Regions from separate parts of the Homo sapiens genome. Here regions 1 and 3 are each linked to region 2. A link is a loop called in an ENCODE intact Hi-C map of the cell type or tissue named here. Cell type or tissue: OCI-LY7. All regions are shown on one strand.

What was found. Hi-C counts contacts between places; a loop is a spot of excess contacts. Peaks named below come from ENCODE experiments on the same cell type or tissue, not always from the same donor. Only the 100,000 strongest peaks of a DNase experiment are listed, where the experiment ranks them.
Region 1: it touches region 2 in a loop (11-fold over the local background); 26 of 110 quality-filtered maps call a loop at or near these places.
Region 3: a loop joins it to region 2, with 17 times the contacts of the local background. A loop is called at or near these places in 10 of 110 quality-filtered maps.

What each region holds. Positions count from the first base shown.
Region 1 is chr1:23,750,100-23,752,599 of GRCh38, forward strand. ELOA (elongin A) reads left to right here. Exons shown (of 11, transcript NM_003198.3): 4 at 746-1,931; 5 at 2,308-2,419. Among named protein-coding and RNA genes, the nearest start is that of ELOA, 7.9 kb to the left of the region's middle. In OCI-LY7, CTCF peaks have their summits at 1,406 (motif pointing left) and 1,611; a DNase peak (open chromatin) is centred at 1,372.
Region 2 is chr1:23,543,874-23,546,373 of GRCh38, forward strand. All of the region lies in intron 1 of LOC124903876 (a long non-coding RNA gene), which reads left to right. Among named protein-coding and RNA genes, the nearest start is that of E2F2, 14 kb to the left of the region's middle. RefSeq lists an enhancer at 865-1,159. In OCI-LY7, CTCF peaks have their summits at 999 (motif pointing right) and 1,208; a DNase peak (open chromatin) is centred at 1,028; H3K27ac peaks cover 2,199 bases.
Region 3 is chr1:22,975,498-22,977,997 of GRCh38, forward strand. No RefSeq gene overlaps it. Among named protein-coding and RNA genes, the nearest start is that of LACTBL1, 3.9 kb to the left of the region's middle. In OCI-LY7, CTCF peaks have their summits at 1,143 (motif pointing right) and 1,346 (motif pointing right); a DNase peak (open chromatin) is centred at 1,094.

The DNA.
Region 1 (2,500 bases), 210 kb after region 2:
TAAAAATAGAAATCAAAATTTCCTATTTCTATCACGCAAAGACAAACGTTATGAACATTTTGGTACGTTTCTTTTTTTTTTTTTTTTTTTTTTTGAGACAGAGTCTCGCTCTGTTGCCCAGGCTGGAGTGCAGTGGCGTGATCTCGGCTCACTGCAAGCTCCGCCTCCCAGGTTCACGCCATTCTCCTGCCTCAGCCTCCTGAGTAGCTGGGACCACAGGCACCCGCCACCACGCCCGGCTAATTTTTTGTATTTTTAGTAGAGACAGGGTTTCGCCGTATTAGCCAGGATAGGATGGTTTTGATCTCCTGACCTCGTGATCTGCCCGCCTCGGCCTCCCAAAGTGCTGGGATTACAGGCGTGAGCCACCGCGGCTGGCCTGGTATGTTTCTTTCTAACTGCTCCTTAAATGGCATTTTTTTAAGTTGTGAACTAGATAAATAGTGAGCAGCCCCCATTTTATATAACAAATTAAACATGTCCCCATGTTTTAATAAATCTCCACATTTTCATGTATATGAGATATTTGATCTTTGCATCTTGTGGTTAAACTCACCATTTCTCATTTGGGTTTTCCCAGTTTTAAGATTTGAGTATCTTTAAGCATAACCTACTTATCTTCTTCTTAAGACCTTGTTGTTTCTAACTCTGCATCTTCACTTCTTTGGTGAGTTCAGATTCTGTGACTTTGTCCCTCAAGAAGCAAGATTTAGACCTACTTTGTCTGCTTTTTCTTTTATTTTAGAAATGCTGAGCCTGATGAACAGGACTTTGAGAAGAGCAATTCCCGAAAGCGCCCTCGGGATGCCCTGCAGAAGGAGGAGGAGATGGAGGGGGACTACCAAGAAACCTGGAAAGCCACGGGGAGCCGATCCTATAGCCCTGACCACAGGCAGAAGAAACATAGGAAACTCTCGGAGCTCGAGAGACCTCACAAAGTGTCTCACGGTCATGAGAGGAGAGATGAGAGAAAGAGGTGTCACAGAATGTCACCAACTTACTCTTCAGACCCTGAGTCTTCTGATTATGGCCATGTTCAATCCCCTCCATCTTGTACCAGTCCTCATCAGATGTACGTCGACCACTACAGATCCCTGGAGGAGGACCAGGAGCCCATTGTTTCACACCAGAAGCCTGGGAAAGGCCACAGCAATGCCTTTCAGGACAGACTCGGGGCCAGCCAAGAACGACACCTGGGTGAACCCCATGGGAAAGGGGTTGTGAGTCAAAACAAGGAGCACAAATCTTCCCACAAGGACAAACGCCCCGTGGATGCCAAGAGTGATGAGAAGGCCTCTGTGGTGAGCAGAGAGAAATCACACAAGGCCCTCTCCAAAGAGGAGAACCGAAGGCCACCCTCAGGGGACAATGCAAGGGAGAAACCGCCCTCTAGTGGCGTAAAGAAAGAGAAGGACAGAGAGGGCAGCAGCCTGAAGAAGAAGTGTTTGCCTCCCTCAGAGGCCGCTTCAGACAACCACCTGAAAAAGCCAAAGCACAGAGACCCAGAGAAAGCCAAATTGGACAAAAGCAAGCAAGGTCTGGACAGCTTTGACACAGGAAAAGGAGCAGGAGACCTGTTGCCCAAGGTAAAAGAGAAGGGTTCTAACAACCTAAAGACTCCAGAAGGGAAAGTCAAAACTAATTTGGATAGAAAGTCACTGGGCTCCCTCCCTAAAGTTGAGGAGACAGATATGGAGGATGAATTCGAGCAGCCAACCATGTCTTTTGAATCCTACCTCAGCTATGACCAGCCCCGGAAGAAAAAGAAAAAGATTGTGAAAACTTCAGCCACGGCACTTGGAGATAAAGGACTTAAAAAAAATGACTCTAAAAGCACTGGTAAAAACTTGGACTCAGTTCAGAAATTACCCAAGGTGAACAAAACCAAGTCAGAGAAGCCGGCTGGAGCTGATTTAGCCAAGCTGAGAAAGGTAACCCCTTCAGCCCCTTGGTGGCTTCCCACCCAGAGCACCTGGCCCTGCAGAGCTCAGAGGATTGCCCTGCCACTGTTTTCCTTAGCTTGCTTTTGGGGGGCATGTTGAATTTCAGTGTGCAGTAATTTCCTCTGGGCTTCACTGGTTGTCAGGGTATATGGTACCGCAAATAAGAATTTTCTGCATTATTCTCTTGTGATGGGCTCATCTGTATTTATTTCCTGACTGAGGTGGTGTCAGACATGACTGTGGCCCCCTCCAACCTGGATCTTCCTGTGCAAGATGTCCAGTTAATGCTCCCGGGAATAGACTGTAGGAAAGAGAGCTGTGCTTCTACTCACTGACTCTCCACCCATGGGTCTGTCCCCTGCAGGTGCCTGATGTGTTGCCAGTGTTGCCAGACCTCCCGTTACCCGCGATACAGGCCAATTACCGTCCACTGCCTTCCCTCGAGCTGATATCCTCCTTCCAGCCAAAGCGAAAAGGTAATTTTCTATATCTTCTTTTTCTTAATGGGAAAAAGATTTAAAAATTCATTCAAGGCAGGGTACAGTGGCTCACACCTA
Region 2 (2,500 bases):
CCACCATACCTAGCCTATAATTCACTTTCTAACCCACCTCCCCGCCCACTGCTCTCCCCCACGCCCTGCCCTATACACTGCCCCACCCCTGTGATTATTCCTCCCCAAACAAGCAGATCAAAAGTGATGCTAAGAAGTCGGGCACAGTGGCTCACTCCTATAATCCCTGCACTTTGAGAGGCCAAGGCGGGAGGATGGCTTGAGTCCAGGAGTTCAAGGCCAGTCTAGGCTACCTGGCGAGACTCTGTCTTTACAAAAATATTTAAAAATTAGCTGGGCGTAGTGGTATATGCCTGTAGTCACAGCTCCTCAAGAGGCTGAGACTGGAGGATCTCTTGAGCCCAGGAGGTCATGGCTGCAATGAGCTGTGATTGTGTCACTGCATTCCAGCCTGGATGACAGAGGGAAACCCTGTCTAAAAAAAAAAAAAAAAAAGCTAATAGTTGCAAAGCAAGCACATTCATGCCCGATCTGCTTAATTATCACAACAGCCCTATGAGGAAGCCACCATTAGCCCCACAGAACAGATGAAGGAACTGAGCCCAGGAGTAGTTCGATGATTATGCCTGAAGGACAGCTTGTGTGTCAGGGCCCTGAATTTTATTTACTATGTGTGGGTCACCTTTCTGAAGGCTCATAAACTTCCACGCATATGATCCTCATATCATCCCCATGAGATGTGTAATATCATCACCCCCATTTTATAGATGAAGAAACTGAGACTCTGAGCATTTACGTAACTTACCCAAGGCCACAGGGCTGGTGACAGTAGAGGTGGTTTTGAGCCAGGGCTGTCCAGGTACACCCTCTCAACCACTTTGTCATCCTTCCTCTGGATATTCTCTGGACACCTTGGCTTTAGCATGTGCAAGTAGGACGACACCCCCCTCACCAAGAGGTAGTAAGGATTAGATCTAATATGTGTGTGTATCTGGATCACAGTAAATACCCAGGAAAAGAGGTCATCATTTTTGTTCCTCTCTGACAATTGCAGCAACTGGCCGCCAGAGGGGAGTCATGCACTGAAGACCTAAGCCCTTCCCAGGTGACTGGTTGACCATTCAACGGTTAAGAATTGTGCTGGGCCCTTTTATCTCTGTGCCCAAATGTGGGATCAAGGACAGATCTCACCAGTACGGAACTACAAGGATCTTTTGACTCTTGCAAAAGAAATACAGCTTAGGCCTTAAAACCCATCTAAGGCCCCTTTACCAACACCAATTCTAGGACTGGGAGGGTGGGGGAGATCCCTGTGGAGGGAGGCCCAGCTGTGTCCCATTTGGTGGTGGCAGTGCTGGGGGAGCAGCAATTATCAGTAATTCCTCTCCTGCTGGAGGCTGGGCTCCTGGAGCCACAGCTGCAAGGTGGGAGGTGGCAAGGAGGATTTTGGAATTGTCTCCCTAAGGGGTTTCCATGGTTACAGATGGATACAGGCAGCCCACTAGGCTGGGTCCTTTCTCCATATTGTCTCCTGGGGAGACAATGGGCTTTGGGGATGGGGCGGCATGCCACGCAGATCATTTCTAGAGCAGGGACCATGAGTGCCTGCTCTGTGAACCCCTGGACCCCAGCTGCTGGGACAGAGGGAGTTGGGCACAGGGATCAGCCTTGGTAACCGACTGCTTGCTTTGGGGTACAACACTACTGCTACAGCAACTCAAGAGAGGCTGTCCGCTGAGCCACTCAAGCAAATCTGAGGCTCCAAAACAGCCAAACTGCAGAGGCCTCCAGGTATTTAAAAAGCATGCATTTTGGAGTCAGATAGTCATGTCATGATTCTGTCCCTTGCTAGCTGTGTGACTTGGGCAAGTTATTTTACCTTCCTGAGTCCCCGTGTCCTTATCGCGAAAGTGGGACAACACCCACTTTATAAAATTGGTGTGAGGAAGCAATAAGCACAAAGCCTAGTGCCAAGAAAATGCTCAGAGAGTTCCTAAGCTCAGGTGGGTTGATGGGGTCCTGGGATGTGGGACTGGCTCTGTACCCACTCTGTGGCCTTAGACAAGGCCCTTCTTATTTCTGGGTCTCAGCTGCTCCATCTATGACTTGGAGACTTTGAAAGGCTTATAAAGGATGAAAGCTACTCAGGAGGCTGAGGTGGGAGGATCCCTTGAGTCCTGGATCCAAGACCCGCTTGGGCAACATAGTGAGACCCGCCCTGCCTCGAAAGAAAAGGAAGTACCTGGCCAGGCGCGGTGGCTCATGTCTGTAATCCCAGCACTTTGGGAGACCGAGGTGGGCAGATCACGAGGTCAAGAGTTTGAGACTAGCCTGGCCAATGTGGTGAAACCCTAACTAAAAATACAAAAAACATTACCGGGCATGGCCAGGCGTGGTGGCTCACACCTGTAATCCCAGCACCTTGGGAGGCCAAGGCAGGCAGATCACAAGGTCAGGAGATCGAGACCATCCTGGCTAACACGGTGAAATCCCGTCTGTACTAAAAATACAAAAAAAAATAGCCAGGCGTGGTGGCAGGTGCCTGTAGTCCCAGCTACTC
Region 3 (2,500 bases), 570 kb before region 2:
CCCACTTACTTGTGGGTAGGAGCATCCTAGCGATTGTGTTACATGGTAGGTTCTGAGCCAGTGAGTCGGGGTGGTATCTGAGAGCCTACATTTCTAACAAGCTCCTAGGTGATGCTGAGGCTGGTGTAAAGACCACACTTTGAGGAGCGAGGCTCCTCTGCAACTCACGGATCACACCAGCCTCCACCTCATTATTTCAACGGAGCCTTGAATTGCTATCTCCTTCTACTAATGCTCAGGATTGGGGATGGATGGAGGCAAGCCTTCTAGATCTTCTTCTGTAGCCCCCATAGCCAAAAATCTGAGTGATTTTGTCCAAACTTCACATTGTATGGCTGGCAAAAGAGGCTCACAGAGGGGAAATGACTCACCAAGGTCACATAGCAAGTTTACTGACAACAATTGATCTGGGACCCAGGTCTTTTTCATTGCACTTGGCTGTTTGGTTAATCTTCTCTGTGGCTCAGAACTGGCAGCCCGCTTCTTGGACACAGACTGCCTGTTGACAATGTACCACATACGGTCTTTAGAGCCCCCTGTGCTATGTCCTCTGGTCTCCACAATCCCAGGAGGCAGCTTCTATTCTGTCTCCATTTTACATCCGAGGAAACTGATGCTCCGGAAAGGGAGGTCCCCAAGAAATGGCAGAACTGGGTTTGGACCCAGGAGTCCTGTCGTTCCCCAGACACTGACAAGACTCCTCGGTTGCTGTGAGGATTAAATGGAATGTGCTCATGAAGCAAGCAGCCCAGAGAGAGCCTGGCACCTACTAAGGGCTCCATGAAGTTCGGCTTCCTACAATGACTCGGGTTTTTTTGTTTGTTTGTTTGTTTGTTTGTTTTTGAGACAAGGTCTCACTAACACTACCTAACACTAATCAGTCTATGGGCAAAGACTGTGTCTTATTCAGGTCTATGTCCCCAGACCTAGCACTCCTGGGTTCTGCAGTCCTTGCCCCCAGGACACCACCCCCTCCCTGAGAACCACTCCCTTGCTCCTAGCCCAGTTCTGAAGGCAGCCATTTTTCACTGCAGAGACCAGCCCTGCCCCTCCCGAATTTAACTAGACGGGAACCCACAGCGTGTCATACAGCACAGTGGCCCCAGGATGGCAGTAGATGCCCATGTGTAAGATCTCTGGCCCAGCCTGAGCCTCCTTTAAAGGGTAATTTACTTGCATGTGTCTCTTCCTCCAGGCCCTTGTCCAGGGGCTTTCCATCCATGAACCAAGATATTCCCCACAATATCCCCATAGGGAGGAATTATTCACCATCATTTACACACGAAAGATCATGTTCATCCTTTGCCCTTCATGGCCGCTTCCTACTCTTTGGGGAAAAACCAAAAACCTTACATGCGTAGTTTAAACCTATCCAGTAGATGTCCCTATGGGTCAGGCTGCAAGAGTTCAAATTCCAGCTTCCCCACTTATTACCGGTGTGACTTTGGTTGGATTTCTTGGCTTCTCTTGGACCTCAATGTGCTCATCCATAAAATGGGGTAATGAAGTAGAACCCACCTCCTTGCAGGGAGGAGTGAGGATTGCATGAAATAATACACCTAAAATGTACAATCCAGTAGCTGGCACGCAGCAAGTGCTCAGCAAATGTTAGTCACTCTTATTACCATGAGTCTCATTGGCCTCTCCTCCTGGGAGAAACTAATTGTCCTCACCCTCTGCATCAGGACCTTTAAGAAAGAAGAATGTGGGCCGGGCATGATGGCTCATGCCTATAATCCCAGCACTTTGGGAGGCCAAGGCAGGCGGATCACTGGAGGTCAGGAGTTTGAGACCAGCCTGGCCAATATGGCGAAACCCCATCTCTACTAAAAATACAAAAATTAGCCAGGCGTGGTGGTGGGCACCTGTAGTCCCAGCTACTTGGGAGGCTAAGGCTGGAAAATCGCGAACCCAGAAGGCAGAGGTTGCAGTGAACCGAGATCACGTCATTGCCCTCCAGGCTGGGTGACAGCAAGACTCTGTTGAAAGAAAGAAAGAGAGAAAGAGAGAGAAAAAAAAAAAAAGGAAGGAAGGAAGGAAGGAAAGAAGGAAGGAAGCAAGGAAGGAAGGAAGGAAGGAAGAAGAATGTGGGCCAGGCACAGTGGCTCAAGCCTGTAATCCCAGCACTTTGGGAGCCAGAGGTGGGCAGATCTCTTGAGGTCAGGAGTTCGAGACCAGCCTGGCCAACATGGCAAAACCCCATCTCTACTAAAAATACAAAAATTAGCCTGGCATGGTGGCGGGTGCCTGTAGTCCCAGCTACTTGGGAGGCTGAGGCACAAGAATCCCTTGAACTCGAGAGGCAGAAGTTGCAGCAAGCCGAGATCACACCACTTCACTCCATCCTGGGTGACAGAGCAAGAGAAATAAAGAGAGAAAGAGGGAAGGAGAGAAAGAAAAGAAAGAAAGAAGGAAAGAAGGAAGGAAGGAAGGAAAGAAAAAGAGAAAGAAAGATGAAAGAAAGAAAGAAAGAAAGAAAGAAAGAAAGAAAGAAAGAAAG